Regions from separate parts of the Homo sapiens genome. Here region 2 is linked to region 1. Evidence: chromatin loops called from intact Hi-C (ENCODE). Cell type or tissue: K562. All regions are shown on one strand. Links, peaks and the distances in the headings refer to the core of each region. The heading gives the core; the rest is flanking DNA.

Evidence for each region. Hi-C counts contacts between places; a loop is a spot of excess contacts. Peaks named below come from ENCODE experiments on the same cell type or tissue, not always from the same donor. Only the 100,000 strongest peaks of a DNase experiment are listed, where the experiment ranks them.
Region 2: a loop joins it to region 1, with 2.1 times the contacts of the local background. A loop is called at or near these places in 3 of 110 quality-filtered maps.

Annotation. Positions count from the first base shown.
Region 1 is chr12:91,581,899-91,587,289 of GRCh38, forward strand. The region is part of intron 1 of LOC105369896 (a long non-coding RNA gene); the gene reads right to left. Among named protein-coding and RNA genes, the nearest start is that of LINC02823, 260 kb to the left of the region's middle. In K562, for the core only: no CTCF peak of the experiment used is centred there; no DNase peak of the experiment used is centred there.
Region 2 is chr12:91,676,668-91,682,058 of GRCh38, forward strand. No RefSeq gene overlaps it. Among named protein-coding and RNA genes, the nearest start is that of LINC02404, 200 kb to the right of the region's middle. In K562, for the core only: no CTCF peak of the experiment used is centred there; a DNase peak (open chromatin) is centred at 3,020; H3K4me3 peaks cover 1,090 bases.

The DNA.
Region 1 (5,391 bases), core at 95-5,094:
CCAAAAAGCTGTACCTTTTAATTAATTCAACAAATATAATTTTTAAATATCTAGTTAATGCCAGTCACTCTTGAAAACATCTGGACTATATCTGTGAAGAAAGCTGACAAAAACGGCCGAGCGCAGTGGCTCACTCCTATAATACAGGCACTTTGGGAGGCCGAGGCAGACAGATCACCTGAGGTCAAGAGTTCAAGACCCGTCTGGCCAACATGGCGAAACCCCGTCTCTACTAAAAATACAAAAATTAACTGGGGGTGGTGGTGAGTGCCTGTAATCCCAGTTACTCAGGAGGCTGAGGCTGAGGCAGGAGAATCGCTTGAACTCGGGAGGTGGAGGTTGCAGTGAGCCGAGACTGGCCACTGCACTCCAGCCTGGGTGACAGAGCTAGACTCTGTCTCAAAAAAAAAAAAAAAAGAAAAAAGAAAAAAGAAAAGAAAGAAAGCTGACAAAAATATTTCTACTCTAGCTTCCATCCTGGATCAATGGTAAGTTAGAAATACAACAAATAAGTTAATTGTATAACATATTCGAAATTGTATAACATATTCGAAATTGTATAACATATGTAACAAAACTGCACATTCTACACATGTATCCCAGAACTTAAAGTATAATAAAAAAAAAAAGAAAAGAAAAGAAAAGAAAGAATTGTGGTGAAGAGCCGTAGAATAGGGTGAATGGTTGGAGAAGGAAGTGTTATTTTAAATGAAATCTTCAGGGTTCGCCTGATTGAGAAATTAACATTTGAACAAAGATGTAAAGGAAGTGAGAGAGGTGAGATTTGAATGTTTTACTGCTATTAAACAGCGCGGTATCAATTATCAGGAGTCTGGCTCAGTCACTAACTGAAATTGGTGATTCTGGCCAAGTATTTTACTTCTTTACCTGTAAAACAAACACAATAAAAATATCTACTCAAGATTGAGGAGAGGGAATATAAGACCATTTATTGCACAAATACATTGCTCATTGCCAATGGGGGCTAGGCACGCAAAATGAACAGTACACAATCTCGTCCCTTCAGGAACTCATGTTCATTTCAATAATGATTACACGCCAGCAATGAACAATGACAGTGTATTGCAAGGCTTTTTGGAGACTGTCATGTATTTTGCAATTGAATGGATATTGGAATGCAAAATTGCCTTTCTGATTTGTCCTTCTCTTAGAGCTGTGTATCACTGAATCTGACTGACTGGATCTTCTTAAAGCTTCTCATTGGCTGTCTCTCTCTTTCTGTAGCTTCTCCTACCTCTCAGTCACTCATTCTCTATTTAATTCACTGACTCTTCTTATTCTTTCAGATCCTTTATAAATAATATACCTTAAGAATTCTTTCTCAGTCCTCTTTGTATTTATTTGTGCATGCTCTCTGTGGATAATTGAAATGTTATTGATTTTAAATATCAGCTCTAAAGACACAGCTACCTCTCCATCTTACCCAAATTCTTAATTGAGATGTAAGACAAGTCTGCAGATAGAGAATAAAATAACTTTTATATTGCTACAGTTAAGAAGGAGGACTCAGCTTTATATGGGGAGCAAATGAGTCAGCTAAATGGCCCTCGCAATTCCCTGCCCACTTACCACAGTTGGGGACCATGTCAAGTCTCTCCATTTTGAGTATCCTCCTGGGACCCCAGCAGGTAGTGTCAATTTGATCTGTAGCCTCTGTACCAACAGCAAAAATTTTGCTCTGTATTCCTTTGTCCATCCCAAATTATGTTCAGCCATGTTGTGCAACCTAGCATGTTGGGGATTCTCCAGTAAAATTAAAGAACCACGTTAGGATACCCATATGATAAAAAAAAAATAAAGATTATCTAGTAAAAAATTTAACCCCAATAGATAATCAAAATGTGAATATAAGCTCCCTGACATTATAAAATTACCAGAGAGAGGCTGAAGATTCAATAAAATTTCAATTTCAATAGAATTAAAATCAAAATCAAATTCCACATGAATTAAAAGTTCACAGAAAAGAGTCAAAAATTCATCTCTGTATGACCTACTATTCATGGTTGTGGTTGGAGATGTTCTCGATGCCTGGGTAGATTTCAGGCTCCTTTAGAAGTTCAAGCCTAGGGTGGCATGGATATGGTTCTTTCATATATCAGAATTTTATGCCTCATTTTTTAATGTAGAGATTATTTATTATTTATGTTTCCACTGAGGAGTGATTTACAAATAGTGTCATGTGCAGATGTTAAGTGTACAATTCAAGCAGTTTTGACAAATATATACACCCACACTTGCATTAAGTAGTAGAATGTTTCTGTCACTCCAGAAAATTCCCTTGAGCCACTTGCCAAGAAATTCCTGTCCATCAAGAAGGGGCCATTGTTCTGATTTCTCTTACCAAAGATCAATTTTGCCTGATCCAGAAATATGTATACACAGAATCATAAAGTGTGTACTCTGAGGTGTCTTCTTTCACTCAGCATATTTTTTGAAATTCATTTATGTTGTTATATGTATTGATAGTTCATTCCTTTTTATTACAGAGTGATATTCTACTGCATAAATATACCACAGTGTAATGGTTTTTTTAAATTAATTCTCCTGTTGATGGATGTCTGAGCTGATTCCAGCTTCTTGGAGTTTATGATATGTACATAATGTACTTTTGATCTAAATACTTTCTGTTGGTATAGAGCCTATATATATATATATATATATATATATATATATATATATACACACACCCACACTTGCATACATATATATATGGCAGTGTTGTACAAGGATTCTAGTGAGTAAATTTTCATTTTTCTTGGATGAATACTTAGGAGTAGAATTCCTGAGTAATATGGTAGAAACATATTTAATTTTACAATAAACTATCAAATAGATGTATAATTTTATACTCCTATGGTAATACTGAGAGTTTTGGTTATTAATTGTCTTTTTAATTTTATCCACTTGTAGGTGTGTAGCAGTATCTTATTGTGAGTTTAATATTTTTACCTCACAGTAATGGCGTCCAAACTTCCAAGATTATTACAGCACTGGCCTCAAGTCAGTTAGTTTTTTTCAGACAGTACAGTCCCCAGCTCCTAGAATAGCTTTTCTCTTATGTAAAATTAGAAATTCAGTACTCAATGATATATTAAAGAAATAGCAAATCTCTTTCACATTATTTGAGTGAAGGAAAGCGTGGAAGGGGACATTCTGCTTGTTTCTAGTGTCATTAGGATGTCAGTCTAATCGATCCATTATCTATAACCAATGGACTTAATCTCAACTGATAGAAACCTACCAGCAAGATGATAAATTAAATCCTAAGCATTTACTCTTCAGGGGGAAGCAAGATCTACTATGTTTGATACTTCTGAATTTTCTCCTTAGTTCCACCATCTTCCCCAGGTGGCTTTCAAGGTCACCTTGTTCAGCTGACTAAGCTGATGGAGAGGACTAAAGCAGAGAGGAAGGTACCAGGAAGGTTTATATGAGGCAGGGCTGAAAATGGTACACCACCATTACCACTCAAATTCCATCAGCGAAAACTCAATCATATGGACCCAGCTAACTGCAAGAGAGACTGGAAATGGGATCTAGATGCAACCTGTAAGAAGAGAAAACAGGTCAAAACTAGCTAGTAGTCTCTGCACACCTCATTCTAGCCTGCAGTGCCAAGCCTTATGGTGACTGTAATAGTGCTCTACACCAGCCCACACATTGAAATTGCCTGTTAATTGCTAAAACCATCATCGGTTTGCCAAAATCTGCTTGGCTGAAGTCCTTTGACACAATCTAAAAAGTGTTCAGACCTTTACTGAACCTCCTTTATGCACCTTCACCACCTGAGCACTTTTGGCAAGCCCAAGTATCTTTGCTGTGGTCTGAAAGCCTTTCTTGAGGTCTGTGTGTACTCAGGTTGCTGCCTCTATAGAAAGACCCCACTTGGGTGTGACAAACCTATTATAGTCTGAGGTCACTCACCTAAGTAAAAAACCTTTGACCCAAAGTTTTAAGCCTTCATTCAGGCTGCAGCAGTTTAAAGTGGATCCATATAACATTTCAAAAGCCACCAACATCAAAACATCCTGCCCGCATATAAAATTTAAAGCCCTAAGCCATATACTCTGGCAACACCAGATGCTTCATCACTCGCTATGTATATTTTGCCCCCCCAAATTATTCATTTCGTTTTTCAATGTTCCCAGCCAACATATATATATTTTTAAAAATGCTGGATCTTGATATCGCTTTTTCCAAAAGCCACAATTCTCAAATCCTCACCCTCAGCAGCAGAGGCTGTCTCAGCACAAGGATTAGTAGAGGGGAAAGTGACTGAAAGCACATACTGACTTCCAAGGATGGAAAAGGGCCAAGCATGCCGAGTTTCTTCTCACATTTAACAACCATGCCTCCATTCCCTGGTGCTGAGTACATGGAGAGATAGGAGACCTTACGAGTTCTTGTAGTTGAGCTTCCGTAAAATGGGAGTTAACACCAATGAAGAAGTGGTTCCCTGGCCCTTACAAACAAGAGCAGTGTCTATTTATCTGGCCCTTATCTCTTTCCTAAACTGGTCTAGAACCCTTTTTAGAAATCACTCAGTGACTTCCCATTGCTTTTAAAGGTCAAAATGCTTTAACTAGGCCGCAGGCCCTGCATAAACTTTCCCCAATCTGGCTCAACTTCATTCCTTCCTCATCTTCCCTGTCGCTACCACACACCAGCCAAATTGACTTTCTTTCATATCCTTGAGCTAAGCAAGCTTATTTCTGCTTATTTCAGGACTTTTGAATGTGCCTAGAACAATCCCTGTGTCCCACTTCCCTTCACCCATTGTCCAAACTTTTTATCTAATTAATGTCCACATATCTTTCAAGTCTCAGCTTGAATGTCACTTATTCAGATGAGTCTTTATTGACTCCTTAGAGAGTATCAGGCTTCCCTTCATATTTAAATATCATCGTTAATTTCCTGAAAGAACTTAACACAGTTGAAACTACTTAATTCTTTAATGATTTGTGTTTACTGTGTCTTTCTCCCATAAAATCTAAGCTTCACAGTGGAAAACATGTCTGTCTTAGTCATTCCTGTTTAAGACAATACTTGGCATTTAGTGGATGTTCAATAATTATTTGTTGAATTAATATATCTAAACTTAACGGGACTCTCATGATACGACCCTCAACATAGATCATCAGTTAAAACTTACAAAAAAGACTAAGTTTTCCCAAACACACTACGCTGTCCCACAGTGATAACGTTACTTACAATTAATCTAGTACTGGAATATTCTTGTTGTCTTACCTATGTCTGAAAGTGCCTTAACAAGCCTTCTATGCCAGCCTGTAGGATTATTATTTTCTCCATAAATCCATTCTGACATCTTTCATAGGTTGTCATCTCTTTCTTGCTTCTTTAGGCTAAAAC
Region 2 (5,391 bases), core at 79-5,078, 95 kb after region 1:
TCTCATTTGCCTCTTCAAACAACTCTGGAGGTGTATATTGTTAATATCCTCCATCTTAATAGGGAAATTGAGGCAGGGACAGAATGAGTAACTTATGTAGTCCACATAGCCAATAAGCATTATATCTCCTCTATAGCCCTAATTACAGCAAGTTGAAATTACTCAATTTGTTGGTTGAATAAATAGATGCCATTACTATGCTGTGGCTAATTCTTAGGTTGGAGAGTGAGCAATTTATTTGATCTTTGGACCCCTGTTACAGCATGATATGGTTAGACTTTGTATCCCCACCCAAATCTCATTTTGAATTGTAATCCCCATAATCCCCACATGTTAAGGGAGAGACCAGGTGGAAGTAGTGCAATCATAGGGGCAGTTTCCCCCATGATGTTCTTGGGATAGTGAGTGAGTTCTCACGAGATCTGATGGTTTTATAAGGGGCTCTTTCCCCTTCACTGGGCACTTCTCCTTCCTCCTGCCTTATGAAGAGGGTACCTTGCTTCGCCTTCACCTTCCGCCATGATTGTAAGTTTCCTGAGGCCTCCCCGGCCATGCTGAACTGTGAGTCAATTAAACCTTTTTCCTCTATAAATTACCCAGTCTCGGGCAGTTCTTTATAGCAGTATGAAAATGGACTAATACATAGCATCTCATCCAATAATTATTAAACAATCTTTTGACCTTCACTTCATGAGACCTGTGAAAATATAAAAAGACCTTACTGAGATTTTTTAATGAATCACCTAATATACAATAAAACATATGGCTATTTAATTTTAAATGGGTTTGTGAAGGTCAATATTATGTTAAATAATGCAATAATAATGATTCCAAAAAGAAACTAACAAAGATTCTTCAACAATGTGGTAAGTAATTCCCAAGAATTAAATATTTAATCAAAAACATTTAATAAAAGTGAAATTGCTTCTGAAAGCCAGGCTGCATTTTTGGTAGATTAACTGGACAGATTCCACAAACATTTGTCTAAGCCATTTGGAAAATCACTTTCAACCCTAATACAATGAAAATATATTATCCATGTTAGTAACAATGTCCCATCTGTTTAAGCATTTTACAACCAACTGAAAGCCATACCTGCAGAGAGCCTTATGGCTCTGAATTCAAAAACAGTTGCAAGTTGAATGCATGTGACAATATTACCTGGTAAACAGGCCCTATGAACTTCCTTTTAAAGGACTTCAATGATACTGTGAACCAGCCTTTCAAAATAAACCCACTGAATCAACCAATTTTACGGAGAAATAGAATCTCTCCAGTCAATGATAAGTGACTTCTCAGTTTTGAAGATACTTTAATGGAACTGCTTCTTTAAAATTGAAGCCTATCTAGTATGAACACCAAAAGGGTAGGCAAGCCACACAACCGCAAATGAAATGCATTTATAAGCCATCAGTGTTTAAATGTCCAATATATTTAGAATATCTATCAACCCATATAATTAATGATATAAAAACTTGAAGGTAAAGATAAATGTTTCATCCATTATTTCAGCTTTAAAATTAAAGAAGGAAGGTTGACATTTCTGTCTTCATTGAATAGAGAGACTAGAACTAAAATATTCCATTCCGGAAGCAAATTGGGGATTAAAAAAACAGAAATATTCAAGAGATAAATTAACCAAATGAGGGGTTCGTGTGTAGATATTAGATAACCAGTAAATATAGCTAGATTTTTTAAATAATAGTTTCATTTACAAAGCACTTTGAATATGGTATATGATTTTTATGATATCCATGTGTAATAGGTAGGTTTAGAATCATCTTCATTTTACAGAAGATTAAGGCTCAAGGTGACTTATTTATTGCCTAATGCCACACAAATTTTAAGAGGCAAAGTGGAGGCTTTTGGCTCTAATCCAAGTATACATTTTTCAATATTTGCCTCTTCTTTGCCATCTCCACCAATTCAACTATATTTATCACTAGAAATTTTAAAGAGATTACCTACATATTACATCTGAGAATAAAAGCCTTAATATTAAGGCTGTAAATTCTAGAAACATTACATACATCAAACTCAAAAACATTCTAGGATCATTTAGACATAAAAAGCTACTTGCTATGTTAGATGGCAGTGTTCCTTGTGGTAGACTCAAATTTTCTAAAGCCTGAGTAATTTTCCAAAGCCAACTCAAAGAAAGCAGTATAAAGGTGATATATCAGGCTGTTTAATCAGTGTCCAATTTACTAACTATAGGGCTACAAATCGCACCACCACACCCAGCTAAATTTTTTGTATTTTTAGTAGAGATGAAATTTTGCCATGTTGCCCAGGCTGGTTTCGAACTCCTGGCCTCAAGTGATCTGCCCACCTCAGCCTCCCAAACCGCTGGGATTACAGGCATGAGCCACTGTGCGTGGTCACAAATTGCAATAAATTCTGATGGTGTGTATGTACAATCAAACAAACCCAAGCAAAAATTTTGGCAAAATGCTGAAGGACAGGAAAAGTAAGAAATCAAAGGAAGAAGTTTCAGAGTAAGTAAATAATAATTTGGCTGTGTCAAGAGGCATTCCAATGGAAAGAAATTAGAGCTGAAGGGGATATTCTAAGCACTGATCCAGAGACATCTAACTATCTCCAGAAATGTGAACTTCTCTCCACAATATTTAAGATTGATGAATCAGACAGCAGATAATTGTTCATGAAAACAAAAACCTTGTGGAAAGTGTCCTGATCCTGGTTTACCATCCAAAGACCTTGATAAGCCTACTTGCAAATCAAATCTTCAGTGAAAATTTTGGACAGATGATAGTCTCTTTAAGTGCAGTTCTAAGAGCTTTGGAGCTCTGAAAACTCAGTTTTTACTTCGGGGGAGATTCTGACCAATTTTTTTGTTTGTTTGTTTTTGTTTTTTTGAGATGGAGTCTCGCTCTGTCGCCCAGGCTGGAGTGCAGTGGCGCCATCTCGGCTCACTGCAAGCTCCGCCTCTTCGGTTCCCGCCATTCTCCTGCCTCAGCCTCCCGAGTAGCTGGGACTACAGGATTCTGACCAATTTGGTGTGTTCAGCTAAACTTCACTAGATTCATATTTTAAGAAGCTATGGCTGATCCATCTCAGGCGGAATTTTTTTTAAAGTGAACATTCAAAATATAGTTTTTAAATTGTTTAGTTTTATTTAACTTATTTATTTGTAACATCAGTTGTTTATATTTTCATAATATAAAACATGTTATTAGGAAAAGAATAGCCAAAGTACAACATTTTGTTATTAAAAAATACGATTACTATATGGCAACATGGAAAAGCTGGTCAATTAGTTGAAAAATACCCATATGAGATGATCCAACAGTGAACTTTCTTTCTTTTCTTTTTTTTTTTTTTTGAGATGGAGTCTCCCTTTATTGCCCAGGCTGGACTGCAGTGGCGTGATCTCGGCTCACTGCAAGCTCCGCCTCCCGGATTCAAGCGATTCTTCTGCCTCAGCCTGCGATTCTTCTGCCTCAGCCTCCCGAGTAGCTGGGACTACAGGCACGTGCTACCACACCTGGCTAAGTTTTTGTATTTTTAGTAGAGATGGGGTTTCACCAGATTAGCCAGGATGGTCTCCAGCTCCTGACCTCGTGAACCGCCCGCCTTCGTCTTACAAAGTGCTGGGATTACAGGCATGAGCTTCCGCGCCCGGCCCCGAAACTTTCTTTCAACAAGAGTTAGAGGAGTACAGAGAAGAGAATAAATTGGTGAGGAATTTCATGGAAGAGGTGAAATTTAAGAAGAATTTTAAAGAATAGGTAGAATTTGGTTATGTGGAAAGGAGTCAAAAAGTTTTTCCAGGCAGAAGGAAAATTGAGTAAAAACTTTGAGTCAGAAAAAAGCATGATCCAGAAATGTGAGAAAACTAGTCTGGGACACTGAGTTGTTTTTTTCTTTGCATGTATTCAACAAATATTTATTGAATAACTACCAAGTTTCCAGCGCCATACTAGGTGAGCAAGAAACAAGATAAATAATGCGTAGTTTTGCTCTCAATAATCTCATTGTCTGGCTAGAGAAACTCTATTAGTAAGAAATTATGTTCAGCTGCCTGAAAAGGCAATCTTAGCCAAGATTCCAAACAGGTGTGCTATATAATTGCATTCTTGTTTTGCCAATGTGTTACAGGTGCGACAAGATAATGAACCTCCATTCCTCTGAGAGAAGAGTATTTTGAATATTCGACTTTGCCCATGAATTTCCCTTTCCATGCAAGTATTAAATATTTCAATTTTTTATGTATTTTGTGATGTTAAAAGAAAATAGAAACACTGGCTTCATCAAACAGGTTGATATTTTATTGTATTTAAAAAATCTGTAATACATACCCAGGCATGGTACAGAGTTTCATAATGTCACTATAGCTTCCTTTTTATCTTGTTTCGTCATCCTTCATACATGGCTTTTATTTTCATGGTTACCACATGGCTCCAAAATGCATGCTCTGTGTCTAGCCTCTCATCAAAATTCCAGTTATGAAGAAGGAGGCTATGCCTATATTAGGAAGCCAAAATTTATCTTAAAACCACCAGCAATATTCTAGTTGTTCTCATTGATTAGAACTGTGTCGAGTGGGTAGCCTAGCAGCAAGAGGGTCAGAGGGAATACAGGTTTTTAGCTGGATAGAAAGCTATTCAAAATAAAATTATAGTTCTTTTACTAAGAACAAAGTAGAGGATGGCAATTGGGTCTCTTGGTTCTGTTCCAGGTGCAAATACATAAGCAAACAATTATAGTGTAATATATTAACTAAAGCAATGCATAAAAGATCTTGAAGGAAGAGAAGAAATACAGGGAATCTGAGATGACAGAGTAGGAAACACCAAACATCTGTCTTCCCACCTATCCAGCAACTGCATTTGCAGGATCTGTCTAATGTAACTGTTTTGGAACTCTGAAGTCTATTGTACATTTGCAGCTTCCAGCGGGGAAGGCCTGGATGGTAAATTGCAGTTAATTTTGGTCTATTTTAGCTCTTGGCAAAGGAGCAGCTACCCATTCCCCACTCTTCAGCCAATGGCAGACAGCTGTGCATTTGCTCTAGGAGCGGCTTGCACACAGCTTGAGGAGGCCAAGGTAGGAAAAGTGGACTCAGTCTTCCAAATATCAGGGATTTCTGCTCTGATTGCTGATCATTGCTTCTGATCACAGAGGTGCAGATAGAGAGGTAGTGGTCATTGTTGCATCTCTTACCTTTGCTGTAGGCCCCTCCTACTTCGGTTGACATATTCCCCAGGGAATTTAAAGGGTCAGCATCTTTTTCCCCTTTTATTTCGCACCCCCTCCGCCCCGCCCCACCCCGCCCCACCCCACCCCACCCCGCCCCGCCCCGCCCCGCCCTGCCTTTTGAGAGTGAGACATTGAAGAATAAAACATTCAAAAGCAACCGCATATATG